Regions from separate parts of the Mus musculus genome. Here regions 1 and 2 are each linked to region 3. A link is a loop called in an ENCODE intact Hi-C map of the cell type or tissue named here. Cell type or tissue: heart. All regions are shown on one strand. Region 1 holds the start of Ero1a (endoplasmic reticulum oxidoreductase 1 alpha). Region 2 overlaps Fermt2 (fermitin family member 2). Region 3 overlaps Gm41144 (a long non-coding RNA gene).

What was found. Hi-C counts contacts between places; a loop is a spot of excess contacts. Peaks named below come from ENCODE experiments on the same cell type or tissue, not always from the same donor. Only the 100,000 strongest peaks of a DNase experiment are listed, where the experiment ranks them.
Region 1: it touches region 3 in a loop (2.5-fold over the local background); 2 of 42 quality-filtered maps call a loop at or near these places.
Region 2: it touches region 3 in a loop (2.9-fold over the local background); 9 of 42 quality-filtered maps call a loop at or near these places.

The regions. Positions count from the first base shown.
Region 1 is chr14:45,317,218-45,319,717 of GRCm38, forward strand. It overlaps Ero1a (endoplasmic reticulum oxidoreductase 1 alpha), which reads right to left and starts at 1,355. Exons shown (of 16, transcript NM_015774.3): 1 at 1,160-1,355. The coding sequence starts at 1,273. In heart, no CTCF peak of the experiment used is centred here; a DNase peak (open chromatin) is centred at 1,474; H3K4me3 peaks cover 2,186 bases; H3K27ac peaks cover 2,500 bases.
Region 2 is chr14:45,462,871-45,465,370 of GRCm38, forward strand. It overlaps Fermt2 (fermitin family member 2), which reads right to left. Exons shown (of 15, transcript NM_146054.3): 11 at 2,214-2,320; 12 at 1,854-2,075. Among named protein-coding and RNA genes, the nearest start is that of Gm34250, 17 kb to the left of the region's middle. In heart, no CTCF peak of the experiment used is centred here; a DNase peak (open chromatin) is centred at 971; H3K4me3 peaks cover 594 bases; H3K27ac peaks cover 2,210 bases.
Region 3 is chr14:45,538,953-45,541,452 of GRCm38, forward strand. It overlaps Gm41144 (a long non-coding RNA gene), which reads right to left. Exons shown (of 4, transcript XR_003951187.1): 2 at 2,323-2,500. Among named protein-coding and RNA genes, the nearest start is that of Gm41144, 3.2 kb to the right of the region's middle. In heart, a CTCF peak has its summit at 1,460 (motif pointing left); a DNase peak (open chromatin) is centred at 929; H3K27ac peaks cover 1,488 bases.

The DNA.
Region 1 (2,500 bases), 220 kb before region 3:
TTTTATAGATGTAATTTCAGAAATCGAAGTCCACCAAAAAGGTGGCTATAAGAAGAGCCACTGCTTATAGGGCTATAAGAAAGCCAATGCTTGGTCATTTGCCTGAGGACCCGAGGTGGATCCCGGTGTCCCATGTGGTGGTTGGGGAGAGGTTCCTGCAAGCTGTGGACTAAAAGCACCCCCTACAATGCGTACATTCACAGGTACAATATACATACCCACAAAACAAACCTGTATTTTAAACATCGTAAAGAACAGTAATGAACAAGTCGAGGGGGAAAGGGTGCTGGCCAGCGCCAGGTGTGGTCGTGAACGTCTGTTTAACAATACAATTTACATATTAAGTATCTCAGTAATAAAATGATCTAATACACTTTTAAACAGAAGAAAGTCTGGGGAACCGCTAATATTCGAGAGTTCTTCCAGGCTTTACAAGAAAGCACTAAGAGACTAGCACATCGACTGAATATGATACTTCTGGGTATTTCCAAGCTGTTAGCATTTCCTTAAGACAGCAAAATGAAATTCACAGTTATTTCAATGCGCCTAGCCTAAACGGCCTCATACAAAATTTACAGGCTACACTAAGAAAATAAAATTCTTTGAATGTTTTGCTCACGGAACCCACATCTCCTACAGAAGTAAATAATCACAGCTCATAATCAAACTTGAATACAGAAGAGCTAGGGCCTACCTCGGATTCCGCAAAGGAAGTGTCAGTATACGAGAATAAGCTTCAGGGGCAAGGTGCACCATACACAGGCCGAGAAGTCACAGGACAACAACAGCCGCAAAGACACCAGGCAGTTAGATCAGGCCACCCAAAGAGCCCCTCAAGGTCATTCAACCTCTTGACAACGACAAGACCTAAAGAACAACTAGTCTCCCCAAGAGTCCATATCGGGAACAGAAAGGCTGGGGACGTCCCCGGCACCGCTCGCACGAGGTGCCCAGGTGCCGGGTCCATTCAGAACCCCCGGTCCTGTGGACACGGAGCAGCCAAGGCAGGATGCAAGGAAGCAGTGTGACAAGCTGGCCAGGCGCCCACGCCCATCGAAGGGTGCCCCGTCCCGGGGCGATCGGGAACGCGGTGCGGGCCGCGCATCAGGATCGCCGGCGCCCGGAGATGCGCAGCCCCTGGGCCGCCCGCGCGCCTCACCTGGCAGAAGCAGCGCTGTGCCGCTGTCTCCGGCCGCCGCTCCTCGCCGTGGCCCAAGCGCAGCAGCCACACGACGCCCAGGAGTCCAACGAGCAAGCCCCAGGCGCGGCCCATCGCCGCTCGCCGCCCACCGCCCTCTACCCGCGCCGCCGTGCTTGGCTCCCCGGCGCAGGCCGCGCGCCCGCTGAAGTAGCCTGCGCCGGCCCCGCCCCGCGCTCCGCCCTGCGCCCTCCGCGCTCCCGCCTCCCCTGCGGACGTGCAGCGGCGCGCGCCTCTGTCCACGCGAGCCTCGGGCGGCCGCCTTCCTGCGCGCCCCGCTCACGCACCCGCCTCCGGTACACCTGGCCTGCAGCTCGTCCGGCGCAAAGACGCGGTCCTTCCGGGGTCGGGGTATCCCCCGAGCCACACTGCCCGGGGCCTGCGCCGTCCTGCCCGCCCCGCCCCGGAGCTCACGCCAGCCAGCCCATCCTTTCTCAACACTAGGAAATCCCGAGCCTGGGTTACGTGTCCGCCGTGCTCTGGCTGCCTAAGCCTTTTAAAAGGATGTTGGAGTTCATCTCGGGGAGCACGGCCGTACACACGATTCAGTGGCTTTCTAGTTTTTCCCTTCCTACATCCTACAAAGGGAACAGGTGAAATTGGTTTCCAAAGGGCTGTGCACCGCGGCTTACACCTATAATCCAACACTCCAGAGACTGTGGCAAGAGGATTGCTCAATGTCAAAGACAGCTTGAGCTACATACTTCCTGCCCTATAGAGTTAGGCTCTATTTTATAAATAAATGTTTAAATATAATAATAAAAACATGTTTTTATTAAACTAGCATAGAGAAGATATTAGCTCAATGTGTAGTCCCGATTTGTTCATAAAAAATTGACTCCTTTTTTGCTGTATTTTATGCGAATTAGGCATATTTCACAAGCTAGAGAGCAATGTGGTAAAGACTATTCAATCTCTCGTTTCATAAGTGGAAATGGGGAAAGCTGTTGCTAAGAACTGGAGTCAGGCAGTGAGAAGCCTTGCTTAGCCTGTTATCTATAGCATGCACTGTACACAGAGTAAGATAATATGGCCTTATAAGCTAATATTGTCTTCACGATAGCTATATTCCAGCTCATACTTACCTTTTCTAGAACCAGATCATAGTGTCTCTGTTACAGGTGTTTTTGCTGGTGTTCTTTTCACACTGTTCCAGATTAAAAGCAAGTTTCCATTCAATTCACTTTGCAATGCCGAGCTTGGCCTTGGAAGTACACAGGTGCATCGGCTCCATAAAACTGACAATGTCGTCAGTTTTCTTGGCTTCGTTGTCTCGTTTAGCTTGGGGTAGTGCATTTTTAT
Region 2 (2,500 bases), 76 kb before region 3:
AAAGAAAGGGCACTCAGGTGAAAATGAAACGCAAGGAAGGATGAGAATGGGGACAGCAAGCGGCCATCGCTGTCTATGTGGCTACAGCAGAGGCGCCACACTGCAGCAAGTGTCACTCAGATTAAAGACAGAAGCTCACAGAAGACAATGCAAAGGGCAAACCCCTCCTTCTCCCTCACGTGTCTTACAGTGAGGGTAAAGCTAAGTATTTTAGTAGCGAAATAACAGTTACTAGTCAAAAGCCTATGTAGCCTTTTCCGATTTAGTCAGATGACAGGACACACGCACTCTCCTCAGAGAGAGCTGAGGGCTGCCTGTGAGCTTGCTGGCCACACTGGTCCTCTATTTGCACAAAGGCAGCAGGCCTTCAATTACCATCTGCTTTTTGCATCCTTTTTCCTGGAAGGAGAAACAAAAGGTTGCCATCCAGGGCCCTGGGAGCTAAGGCCACACAAGCATGATGTCTTTTCAGTGAGGGACTACAGTGCAATTCTTTTATTTATAGTTAAAAGCTCATTCTTACTCAAACTAACCCTGGGAAGTTTAGCGAATATTCACAGACTACGTAAGCTATGCTGACTGTCCTGTGCCCTGGCAAGGGTCACCTGCAGTGAACTTCGTGCCTGGGAATCTCATGCTACAGGGCAGCAATGTGAAGACCCAGCCTCAGAGACTCCTGAGAGGAGCGCAGGGGCCGTAACCACAGGCCACACACTGCTCCTGTCACCAAACAGAAGAGTCCAGGTCACATTTTTGTCTACAACTCAAAGACAGAAAGCTATCATCTTGGATGCCCGACATCTATGGAAACAATCAAACTGCCAAGGTCAGAGGCCATCTGAAGGCAGGAGTTCATTTTTAGAAACTCCGTCTCTTTGAACACAGTTCTTCCCTGAGTGAGGAGTCAGTGCGTCCTTCCTTCCTAACTCAGCTGCATTCCACAGGGCTCCCCGGGGCAGCACTTCCGCCATTCCTCAGCACACACTCCCACAGCCTATGACTGGGGGATAAACAATGTCCCTTCTCTGACGCAGCGGCCTCTGAACCGCACAGACAGACAAGTTCTGATTAAAGTTCTGAACATTTCTGTGCAAAGCGAAACCGTTTCAGACTCATTTAATAAAGTTATGTTTAAAATCTAAGGAAGGAAATGTTCTGTTTGGACCTTTAATGTTTTAAAATTATTTCTGAAAGATAAAAACTAAACTCAGTAAAAATGATTTATTTATTTTAGAAGCATTCCCTGCCCCCCCCCCCCTAATCTGAATCCTTCCTTTTATGGAGTGCTGTTCAGGGAAGGGAATCCTGGGGGCTCTCAAGTCAAATTCCCCGCAAAGGACCTTTTGTGATGCATCAAAGAGCCATTTGCCCAAATAGCAAACCTTTTATGGTATTAATTTCCAGGACAGGAGTTCTAAAGAGTGGACAAAGGCAGTGAATTTTAAGTTAAAATTGATAAGACGTTGTAACCCTGGGTAAGGTTCTATTAGGTTTGACTCCGGTTAAGACAGTGACGTGGGGTAAAGGATCTCTACCACATGACAGTTTATTTCTAAAGGTGGAAAATCTTCCTCAGCAAACCCAAGAACGAGGCCCTCTGGCAGGACCTGAATGTGTGACTGGGCTTTTCGCCTGTTTCCACAGGGAAAATCATTTCCTTGTGCTGAGCAACAACCTGGCTTTATCTATTAACTTTACAGACGATCTAACAACCAGTTTAAGCTGACCTCCGCCTCCCCTATTTCCTGTTTTATATTCTACCCAAGCTGGTGCTAGCTTCCATTTAACAGGAGGAGCAGCGTTTAAAGCAGGAGCACAAAGCGACACCCAGCAGGTTAGGCAGGATGAAGTACCTGTTTGCTCTTATACTTCTTCAGGTACCGCGGGGACACCAGACACTCGGGGTTGACGTCGGTTGTGATCTGGTCAGGGATCAGCTGGGGGTCTGGGTTCAGATGCTGCATTTTCAGGAAGGAAAGAATGTTCTGAACTTCCAGGTTGTAAGAACTGTCTGCCATGGTCTTGCCTTTGGAGGCTAACCTGCAAGCTGCCATCCAGTGCGCGTACTGCTTCTCCTGTGGAAAGCAAAACTGTTTCAGACTGAGAGATGAAGGCACACGGTGTCTAGGACCCAGGTACAGAATGTAGGGTCAGCGGGCCAACACACTTAGGAGTCAGAAAGGTAAGGTTTATGTGTTAATTGGAAAACTTACGTTATCACAGCGAAGCCAGATCTCATTCATGCCCTCTGCTACCGGAATTAGGAGTTTTATGTTAAATTTCTGGCCTGAAATGTTTACATCCGGAGTAACTTCACATCCTAGAAAAATAAATTTAATTACAGAAATGCATAAAAGAAATCCTGAGCCCACACAGTAGCTTCATTCTCTGAGGTCTGACTCTGCTGAACTGTGCCCATTTTAAGAACACCCCTATTCGGTGGAAGGGGGCTTACTCCAGCTTTGGCACTCAAGTGGGCGCAGAGCAAGGATTGGGAAAT
Region 3 (2,500 bases):
TATAATCATATATATCAGATATATTAGATATATCATATATATATAAAGTAATCATATCTATCCATCTTTATCTACCTATCTATTTATCTACCTACCTATCTATCCATCTATCTATCTACCTATCTATGAAATGTTGAACTTGAGGTTAAAGTATTTTATCCAGTGGGAAATTCTGCAGGGCAGTTAGATAAGTATGCCCGGTAATCTTGAGAGAGGATCAAATTGCACAAGAAATTCATTAAGGTAGAGGTGAACCCTAATGGATGATTTAACCTTCCCAAATGACACTGCTCCTTGAAGTCTCTCAAAGGCAGAAGCAAGAAAAATACAAGAGTCATTCAAGGTGACTGAAGACAGAGAAGAAAGGACCAAAAGGGTTGGGGGAAAATGAGGTCAGTCTAATGTCAGGTGTGGGGGCAGGGGTGGGGGCGAGGAGAGGTAAAAGTAGAAATCACGCATCCATTTCAAGAAAGGAAATGCCATCCGCGGTATCAAATGATGCTGTGAGGTTCGAGGTTCAGGAGAAAGCAGTACACTGCCCGAGATAACTGGAGAGCCGACGGAAGAAAAGCAAAATGTTCAAGGGAGATTTGTTTGGCAAAGCTGAGCAAGAAATAAGATGGGGATTTGGGGGCAGAACAGGAGTAAAAAAATGCTTTTCCGAAAGAAGCCTGAGTTTGAGTTAAGGCTTGGGGAGGTATAGGGGAGGTCCTGGCAAGCCAGAGGAAACATACAAACGTCTGACAGTGGAAAGGCACCTCCGGACAGAGCAAACCAGAGTATAAACACATTTAAACAGATACAGTGGCTACTAGCCAATGGGAGGGTGGGGCTCCTTGGGCTATTGTGCAGCTCAGATGGACTTCCTCCAGGAGGTCAGAGCTGGGCCGGGATGTAAGAAGGGAAGGAAGGATGCGATTGAAAGATTATTTCAGTACAACTAGGACAGAGGCCCTTAAACGAAAGCCGGCAGTGACGTCACACATGCAAATGTGCCTGGCCTTTGGAAGCTGGCCTGGGAACAGTGAGGAGGGCCCCTACTTGTGAATGGCTAGGAGCTTAGGGACCTGCCTTCACACTACAACAGGAACTGCACCCCAGTCAGGGATTCATGTTAATAAATGGGCTAGGCTCTGCCCTGATTCCCAATGTTATTCATTGTGCAGTCGGTTTCTCCTAGTTTGGTTGGCAGGCCTAAGTCTCCATTCTGAGAAAATGGTCACCCTGGCTCTGTCCTTTGTTATTACTGTGTCCTCTGCAAACACACACACCCTTTGTTGGTCCCAAAGCAGGATTTGCAGGGCCACTGAAAGCCAAGCCAGGCAGTCACCTCGATTCCAATTGCCCTAAGGCCAATTTACAAGGACAAAAGTGTTTTGTTGTTTTTAATCTGCTAGGTCATAAGGAGGCTTCTCAGGTGACAGAGAACGTCCCAGCAGCTGAACAGCGCCATCTGGTGCCTGGGAGGTGTCACTTTGAAGCTTTGCTCTTATTCGAACTAATCTAAAAACACCATTAAGGCTCACTACCAATTGTAATACCAGTTCTAAGGGATCCGATGCCCTTTTCTGGCCTCTGTGGACATCAGGCATATGCGTGGTGCACAGACATACTGCAGCAAAAAAAAAACAAAACAAAAACCAAAAAAAAAAAACCATACACATAAAATTAAAAACAAACAAACAAACAAACAAACAAGGAATTTAGCCAAAGCCTGGGGTGTAGTGGCACAGCCTTTAACACCAGCACTTGGAAGGTAGAGAAAGGCAGATCTCTGTGAGTTTGAGGCCAGCCTGGTCTAAATAGAGAGTTCCTAGCCAGCCAGGACTACATAGTGAGAATCTCTTCCCCCTCCCCCCTCTTCCCTCCTCTTCCCCTCCCCCTCCCCTCCCCCTTCTCTGCCCCCTCCCCTCCCCCTTCTCTTCCCCCTTTTCTTCCCCCTTCTCTTCCCCCTTCTCTTCCCCCTCCTACTTCTCTTCCCCCTCCTACTTCCCTTCCTCCTTCCCTTCCTCCTTCGCTCCCTCCCTCTCTCTGCCAGGGACTGGTGAGATGGCTCATCAGGTAAAGAACCTGCCATCAAGTCTGATGTCATGAGTTCCATCTGTTCATGAGTTGTTCCTCTGTCCTTCCTGTGCGTCTATGGAATGTGCAACCCCCTTCCACCTCCCCCATGTCTAAAGCCCAAATACATAAATAATAAATAATAAAAAGCAGAGAAGATGGAGCTGCTAGTGTTATATGTATTATATGTATTTTACCATAACAAAGACTGGGAAAAGATGAGCTTTTCCCTGTGATGTCGTTCCCTTTTGGATGACCTACCCCCACATGACTGCGTTTGCTGCTTCTGATCATCCCCGTTGCTATGTGTGCAGATTCTGTCATCTGTAGCTGAAAAGCAGAGAGAGAAAGTATGTTTTGATCACATGCATGCTTCCAGTACTCCTTCACAGATAATGGTCCTGTAAGCATGAAACCATTTGGATGGCATGCTGGAATG